Linked DNA regions of Homo sapiens: region 2 is linked to region 1. Evidence: chromatin contacts called from ENCODE Hi-C or POLR2A ChIA-PET data. All regions are on one chromosome and are shown on one strand. The core of a region is the stretch at or near the end of the contact, and the rest is flanking DNA. Distances in the headings are between cores, read along the strand shown. Region 1 overlaps WBP2NL (WBP2 N-terminal like). Region 2 holds the start of NAGA (alpha-N-acetylgalactosaminidase).

Region 1 (3,064 bases), core at 528-3,027:
TTTTATCTCATATATGTGTGTGTGTGTGTGTATATATATATATATATATATATATATATATATATATATATTTTTTTTTTTTTTTTTTTTTTTTTTTTTGAGACAGTGTCTTGCTTTGTCACCCAGGCTGGAGTGCAATCATGCAATCTTGGCTCACTGCAACCTCCACCTCCCGGGTTCAAGTGATTCTCCTCCCTCAGCCTCCCAAGTAGCTGGGATTACAAGTGTCCACCACCAAGCCCAGCTAATTTTTGTATTTTTAGTAGAGACGGGGTTTCACCATGTTGGTCAGGCTGGTCTCGAACTCCTGACCTCAGGAGATCCACCTGCCTCAGCCTCCCAAAGTGCTGGGATCACAGGCGTGAGCCAGCACGCCTGGCCGGTCCTTGCGATCTTTAACCCATGGCTTCCATGGCCTCTTTGTACAGCCAGCAGAGAAGGAAATAAAGATCTCCCCTGGGAAATTTTTATGGGCCAGGCCTGGAAACTGTCTACATTACATCTGGTCACATGCCATAGGCAAAACTCAGTGTGGTAGGCTGATAATGGATCCCCAGATATATCCCCATCCCAATCCTCAGAATCTGTGACTGTTACGTTATTTGTAAAAAGGGTGTTTGTAGACGTAATTAATTTAAGGATCTTGAGATGACAAGATTACCCTAGATTATTTAGGTGGCCTCTAAATGCCATCACAAGTGTTCTTATAAGAGAGATGCAGAGGGGAGACAAGACAAAAGTGTTTTCTTCGGTACCACACTTCCTCACATTGGTCTTTAATGGATATATCTTACCAACTTGGTAGAATCCTCACTTAGAAGTTTTTTCTGAATATCTGTTATGATTAGGTGCTATGCTAGGCCTGGAATAAGCACAGGCAAATGAGATACAATCTCTGCCCTTAAGACACGTGCCATTCAGGACAAGGGTCATATTTCTTTTCTTTCTTTCTTTTTTTTTTTTTTTTTTGAGACAAGGTCTTACTCTGTCACCCAGGCTGGAGGCTCCAGTGCAGTGGCACAGATAAGGCTCACTGCAGCCTCAAATTTCCAGGCTCAAGCAATCCTCCTGCCTCAGCTTCCTGAGTAGCTAGGACCACAGGCATGCACCACCATGCCTGGCTAATTTTTAAAAAATTTTTTGTAGAGATAGGGTCTTGCCATGTTGCCCAGGCTGGTCTTGAACTCCTGGGGTCAAGCAATCCTCCCATCTTGGCCTCCTAAAATGTTGGGATTACAGGTGTGAGCCACTTCACCCAGCCCATGTTTCTTTTTTATCTTGTGTCTCAAGAGCATTGTTGGAAACACATGTAAGGTGGTGATTAAATACTCTGTTAATTGTTTAGTTGATATCTGCTATATATCTGACTTAATTAAAAGAGTTCCTATTTTGCCAAATTTGTCTTTCCAGCTGCCCGAGGATTTCCACTTAGAACCTTAAATGACTGGTTCAGCTCTATGGGAATTTATGTAATTACTGGGGAAGGGAATATGTGCACTCCACAGATGCCTTGTTCAGGTAAGGTATGGCAGAGAGGTTCTTCCTGGAAGGTGGAAAATTATGCCAGAGGCTCAAAGATCTATCCCTTGCAGGCTTGCTCCCTGCAGGAGCAGCAGCAGAGCTTTAGGGGCTTGGAAAATGGTCACATCTGTGACTTTGTTTCCAGACTGAAACCCAGTGGCAAAGTCAGCAAGTGACTGGGCTTTGGTTTCAGGCTTACTTTTAATGATATATACAAACCTGGAACATACTTGGCAATCCTGTTAGTGGGAAGGGTCACTTCCTGTTTATAGCCTGAGCAGAAAATATATGCTCTTGCCCACTTCCTTGTTTCCATTTCACATAGCATAGTCATCATACCTGTGCCACACCCTTCAACCTTACTGAGGACTCGAGCCCTGGGTCCTTTAACAGTTTGTGTTGTTAAAGTCCACTGCTACTGAATGGGGTTTCTGGAAAGTAATTCTCAAACATGGTCCACTGCCTACTGGTGGGCCACCAAGGGTCTCCTAATGCTGCCAACACACACAAAAATATGGGACTTTTCTTGAGTTCTCCTTGGAACTTGATATGCATGTCCATGGGCCTTTAGTTTTGTATGTAACTTAAAGGCTACTTATTTGTAACCTTAATAGGTACCTTGGTTTTTAAAGGTTATTACAGTCTAATATTCAGAATCTAAAGTAATTGTTGCTAGGGTTTAACATTTTTTCAGTTGGTGAAATTCACATAACATATAATTAACATTTTAATGTGTACAATTCAGTGGTATTTAGTGTAAAATTTAGCAGTATTTGACGTATTCACAATATTATACATCCACCAGCTGTCTCTAGTTTCAAAAAGTGGTGTTTTTTTTTTTTGGAGACAGAGTCTCACTTTGTCACCCAGGCTGTAGTGCAGTGGCACTATCATGGCCCCCTGCAGCCTCGACCCCCTGGGCTCAAGCGATCCTCTTACCTCAGTACCCCCCAACCAGAGTAGGCTAGGACCACAGGCGCAATCCACCATGCCCGGCTAATTTTTATGTGTTTTTGTAGAGACAGAAATCTCCCTATGTTGTCCAGGCTGGTTCTGAACTCCTGGCCTCCAGCCATCTGCCCGCCTTGCCCTCCCGAGGTGCTGGGATTATAGGCATGAGCCATCTCTGGCAGCCTTTTTTGTTTTTGTTTTTGTTTTTTTGAGAGGGAGTCTTGCTCTGTCGCCCAGGCTGGAGTGCAGTGGCGCGATGCAAGCTCCACCTCCCGGGTTCACGCCATTCTCCTGCCTCAGCCTCCTGAGTAGCTGGGACTACCGGCGCCCGCCACCACGCCCGGCTAATTTTTTTTTTGTATTTTTAGTAGAGACGGGATTTCACTGTGTTAGCCAGGATGGTCTCGATCTCCTGACCTTGTGATCCGCCCGCCTCAGCCTCCCAAAGTGCTGGGATTACAGGCTTGAGCCACCACACCCAGCCCCTGCCAGCCTTTTTTTTTAAAAAAATTTTGTAGATACAGGGTCTCACTGTGTTGCTTAGGCTGGTCTCACACTCCTGGGCTCAAGCAAGTCTATTGCCTTGGCTTCC
Region 2 (3,307 bases), core at 359-2,858, 48 kb after region 1:
CTGGGCTGTGACAGTGCGAGACCCCATCCCAAAATAATAAAAAAGAAAATATTATGTCAAAAATGTACTTAATACACCTAACCTGGCAAACATCATAGCTGAGCCTAGCCTACCTTAAAAATGTGGACAGGCCAGGCACGGTGGCTCACTCCTGTAATTCCAGCACTTTGGGAGGCCGAGGTGGGCGGATCACCGTAAGTCAGGGGTTCAAGACCAGCTTGGGCAATATGGTGAAACCCTGTCTCTACTAAAACTACAAAAAAATACCGGGGTGAGGTGGTGAGTGCCTGTAATCCCAGCTACTTAGGAGGCTGAGCAGGAGACTTGCTTGAACCTGGGAGATGGAGGTTGCAGTGAGCCGAGATCGCGCCACTCTACTCCACTCCAGCCTGGGTGACAGAGTGAGACTCCGTCTCAAAAAAAAAAAAAAAAAAAAAGTGCGACAACGCACATTAGCCTACAGCTGGCCAAAATCATCTAACACAAAGCCTATTTTATAATAAATTGTTGAATATTTCATGCAATTTACTGAATACTGAAACACAGGTTGTATACGTACTGTGGTTTCTACTGAATGTGCGTCGCTTTCACACCACAGTAAAGTTGAAAAATCGTTAAGTCGGGACCATTGGCCAGACTCCAGGTCTCCTGAGCCCCAGTCCAGAGCTCTTTGCTCTCTACCACAGACCCTCAAGAGGCCTCAGAGAGGCTTAAGAAGTAAGCCAGCCAGGATGGGCACCCAATCAGCTCACCTAAGTGAGACCTTTCCCCCTCGGGCCTCAGTTTCCTTATCTGTAATATGGAGTTACTGTAGGGACTGTACAGGCGGTTCTCCGCACATGCTGATATCCATCAGTTAGGGCCTCTGTGCTTGAGGGAGAGGAAGTGAGAAAGGAAGGGCCCCTTTGAAGGAGAAATGATTCCCGTATGGGGAAGCATCTCCTCCCTTCCTGCCCAGCTCTAAGTAAAAGAGAGAGGAACCTGTCTCTCCACATACCCACATTAGGGAAGAAGGGCCAAAGCACTCCTTGTAGCACTCACCCCTACCCTTCCAAGCCACCCCAGCCGGTGTAGGTACCTGTCTTCAGCAGCATCGCTCTGGACTCAGCTTCCGAGGACCTGACCAGATCTGGTCTGCGTGTATCAGCTGTATGTGTTGGGCTCTGGAAGCTAAGAAACGTCTGAAAAGCACTGGGGTCACGGCTGCCTGGCTAGCTCGGCCGCCCTCAACCTTAGGCGTGGATCGTACACTCGGTCCCCAAGTTGCCCGCCCCATCCCCAGCCATCACTTCCCGGAGCTTCAGTTCTTCCTTCAGAAATACGAAACAACGTGTCTTGGATGTCAGACCTCACACCCTCTGCAGTGCTGGGAGTCCCGAGGGCCTACGGGCCGCCTTCGGCCCCGCCCGGGCTCAGAAAAAGGCAGCCACTGGCTTAAGGTCACCAAGAAAGAGCGGAGGGGCGGGGCTGCGGCCAGGCTCCGGACTTCCAGCCGGGTCCGGGTTCCCGCCCTGGGCTCCCCAAAACCGCAGAGCCCCCTCCCACCGCACTTATCCTACCGAAGCGTTCAGACCTGCCGCCGCTTCTGACTCGAATCCGGTAACCTGATAAGTCCGAAGCGTTCCAGTGAGGGCGGGGCCTCACGAAGGCAACCCTTCGCGCAACCTATCAGAATCCCCCCTAGCAACGCTGTGCCCCGCCCATATGGGTCCGGCCTCCCAGCCTCCCTAAGCCCTTCCCCACTGGGCTCCCGCCCTGCGTGCTAGCGAGGCAGGCATTGGCAGAACGGACTCGGGGCTGTCCTTCGTGGCCCGGACCCCGCGAGGCCTGTCCTTCCACCTCTGTGGGGACCAAGAGGGCAAGGATCGTGCCAGGCTCACCGTGGGCGCTCAGTAAGCGGCCGTGCAGAGGACGGTTGAGGGCTTTGTGCAGAGGAAATGAGAGACTGCTCTGAAGCAAGGCCCGCCTAGTGAGCTGCTAGGAAAATGGAAGTCTGGGATTAATCGTCTCTACAAGGAGGGTGCGTGGGAGGCACCAAAGCAGGCGGTCACAGCTCCCGCAAAGGCAGCCGGCTCTCCTTCCCCGCCTGACGCTCAGGGACTACTCGCACAGACTGGGCTACTTCCTTCTTCATTCATTCATCAAGTATTTATTGAGAAACTGCTAAGTGCCAAATGCTTTGTTCTGGGCATTGTAGGGGCAGAAAGGTGTGATATTTTCCCTTACTCATCCCAAAGGTCACAGCGGACACTCCTACAAATAAAATATAGGTTAGCAAGAGAAAAGCATAATAGATTGATTTACTCAATGTTTTATGTGACTTGAGAGCCTTCAGGAATGAAGACACAAATACTCAGGGAAATCTTTATTTTTATGTCTCGGTTTGATGAAGAATGGACAGCCCTGGCCGGGTCTGGTGGCTCATGCCTGTAATCCCAGCACTTTGGAAGGCTGAGGCAGGGGGATCGCTTGAGGCCAGACATTTAAGGACAGTCTGGGCAACATAGTGAGACCCTGTCTCTACAAAAAATTAAAAAGCCAGGCAGGTGCCTGTGGTCCCAGCTACTCGGGAGGCTGAGGTGGGAGGATTGCTTGAGTCCAGGAGGTCGAGGTTGCAGTGAGCTGTGATTGTGTCACTGTACTCCAGCCCGGGCAACAGAAAAAAAAAAAAAGGAATAAGGAATGGACAACTGTGTATAAACGCGATTAGACAAAAGGGAATGATTTAATGTTAATAGCTGAGTGTGGAAACCCAGCAATGTCTGTTCAGATTCGGATTCTTCTTGTTCTCTCTGTGTGGCATTCCCTCCTGCTGGGAGGAGGGCAGGACCCCTTCTGGAATGAGAGTCTTATGACCTAGTATCAGGCAAGGTAGATCAGAGAATTCCTTTATGGCCAGGCCCGACACAGAAAGGTGGGGGATGTTTCCAGTAATATTTGTAGTTACTTTTTTTTCTTTTTTTTTTTCTTTTGAGACAGAGTCTCCCTCTGTCACCAGGCTGGAGTGCAGTGGCGCGATCTCTGCTCACTGCAACCTCCGCCGCCCAGGTTCAAGCGATTCTCCTGCCTCAGCCTCCCAAGTAGTTGGGACTACAGGCGCACGCCACCATGCCCAGCTAATTTTTGTATTTTTAGTAGAGATGGGGTTTCACCATGTTGGCCAGGATGGTCTTGATCTCTTGACCTCGTGATCCGCCCACCTCAGCCTCCCAAAGTGCTGGGATTACAGGCATGAGCCACTGTGCCCAGCCAATATTTGTAGTTGCTATAACTCACCTTAGGGAGGAGGATTTTTAGTTTCTATGGC

Evidence for each region. Hi-C counts contacts between places; a loop is a spot of excess contacts on that map. ChIA-PET counts read pairs that join two places held with the same protein, here RNA polymerase II (POLR2A). Pooled maps may share reads with other maps.
Region 2: a loop to region 1 is called in a map of naive thymus-derived CD4-positive, alpha-beta T cell, with 2.8 times the contacts of the local background. The contact joins the promoter of NAGA here to the enhancer-like site in region 1. A Hi-C loop is called at or near these places in 3 of 168 maps with a recorded cell type or tissue (B cell, GM12878 and naive thymus-derived CD4-positive, alpha-beta T cell), 23 of 37 single-sample maps with no recorded cell type and 15 of 50 pooled maps. POLR2A ChIA-PET finds 5 or more read pairs at or near these places in 15 of 52 experiments (CD4-positive, alpha-beta memory T cell, Caco-2, GM12878 and 10 more).

Annotation. Positions count from the first base shown.
Region 1 is chr22:42,020,839-42,023,902 of GRCh38, forward strand. WBP2NL (WBP2 N-terminal like) reads left to right here. Exons shown (of 6, transcript NM_152613.3): 5 at 1,411-1,518. Among named protein-coding and RNA genes, the nearest start is that of WBP2NL, 24 kb to the left of the region's middle. Within about 2 kb of position 1,778, at least 3 of the 41 ENCODE cell types and tissues checked have a DNase peak (open chromatin) inside an H3K27ac peak, as active enhancers do; they include GM12878 and PC-9, where a contact is called at or near this core.
Region 2 is chr22:42,069,204-42,072,510 of GRCh38, forward strand. NAGA (alpha-N-acetylgalactosaminidase) reads right to left here and starts at 1,609. Exons shown (of 9, transcript NM_000262.3): 1 at 1,079-1,609. The coding sequence starts at 1,094. RefSeq lists a silencer at 1,390-1,689 and an enhancer at 1,870-1,919.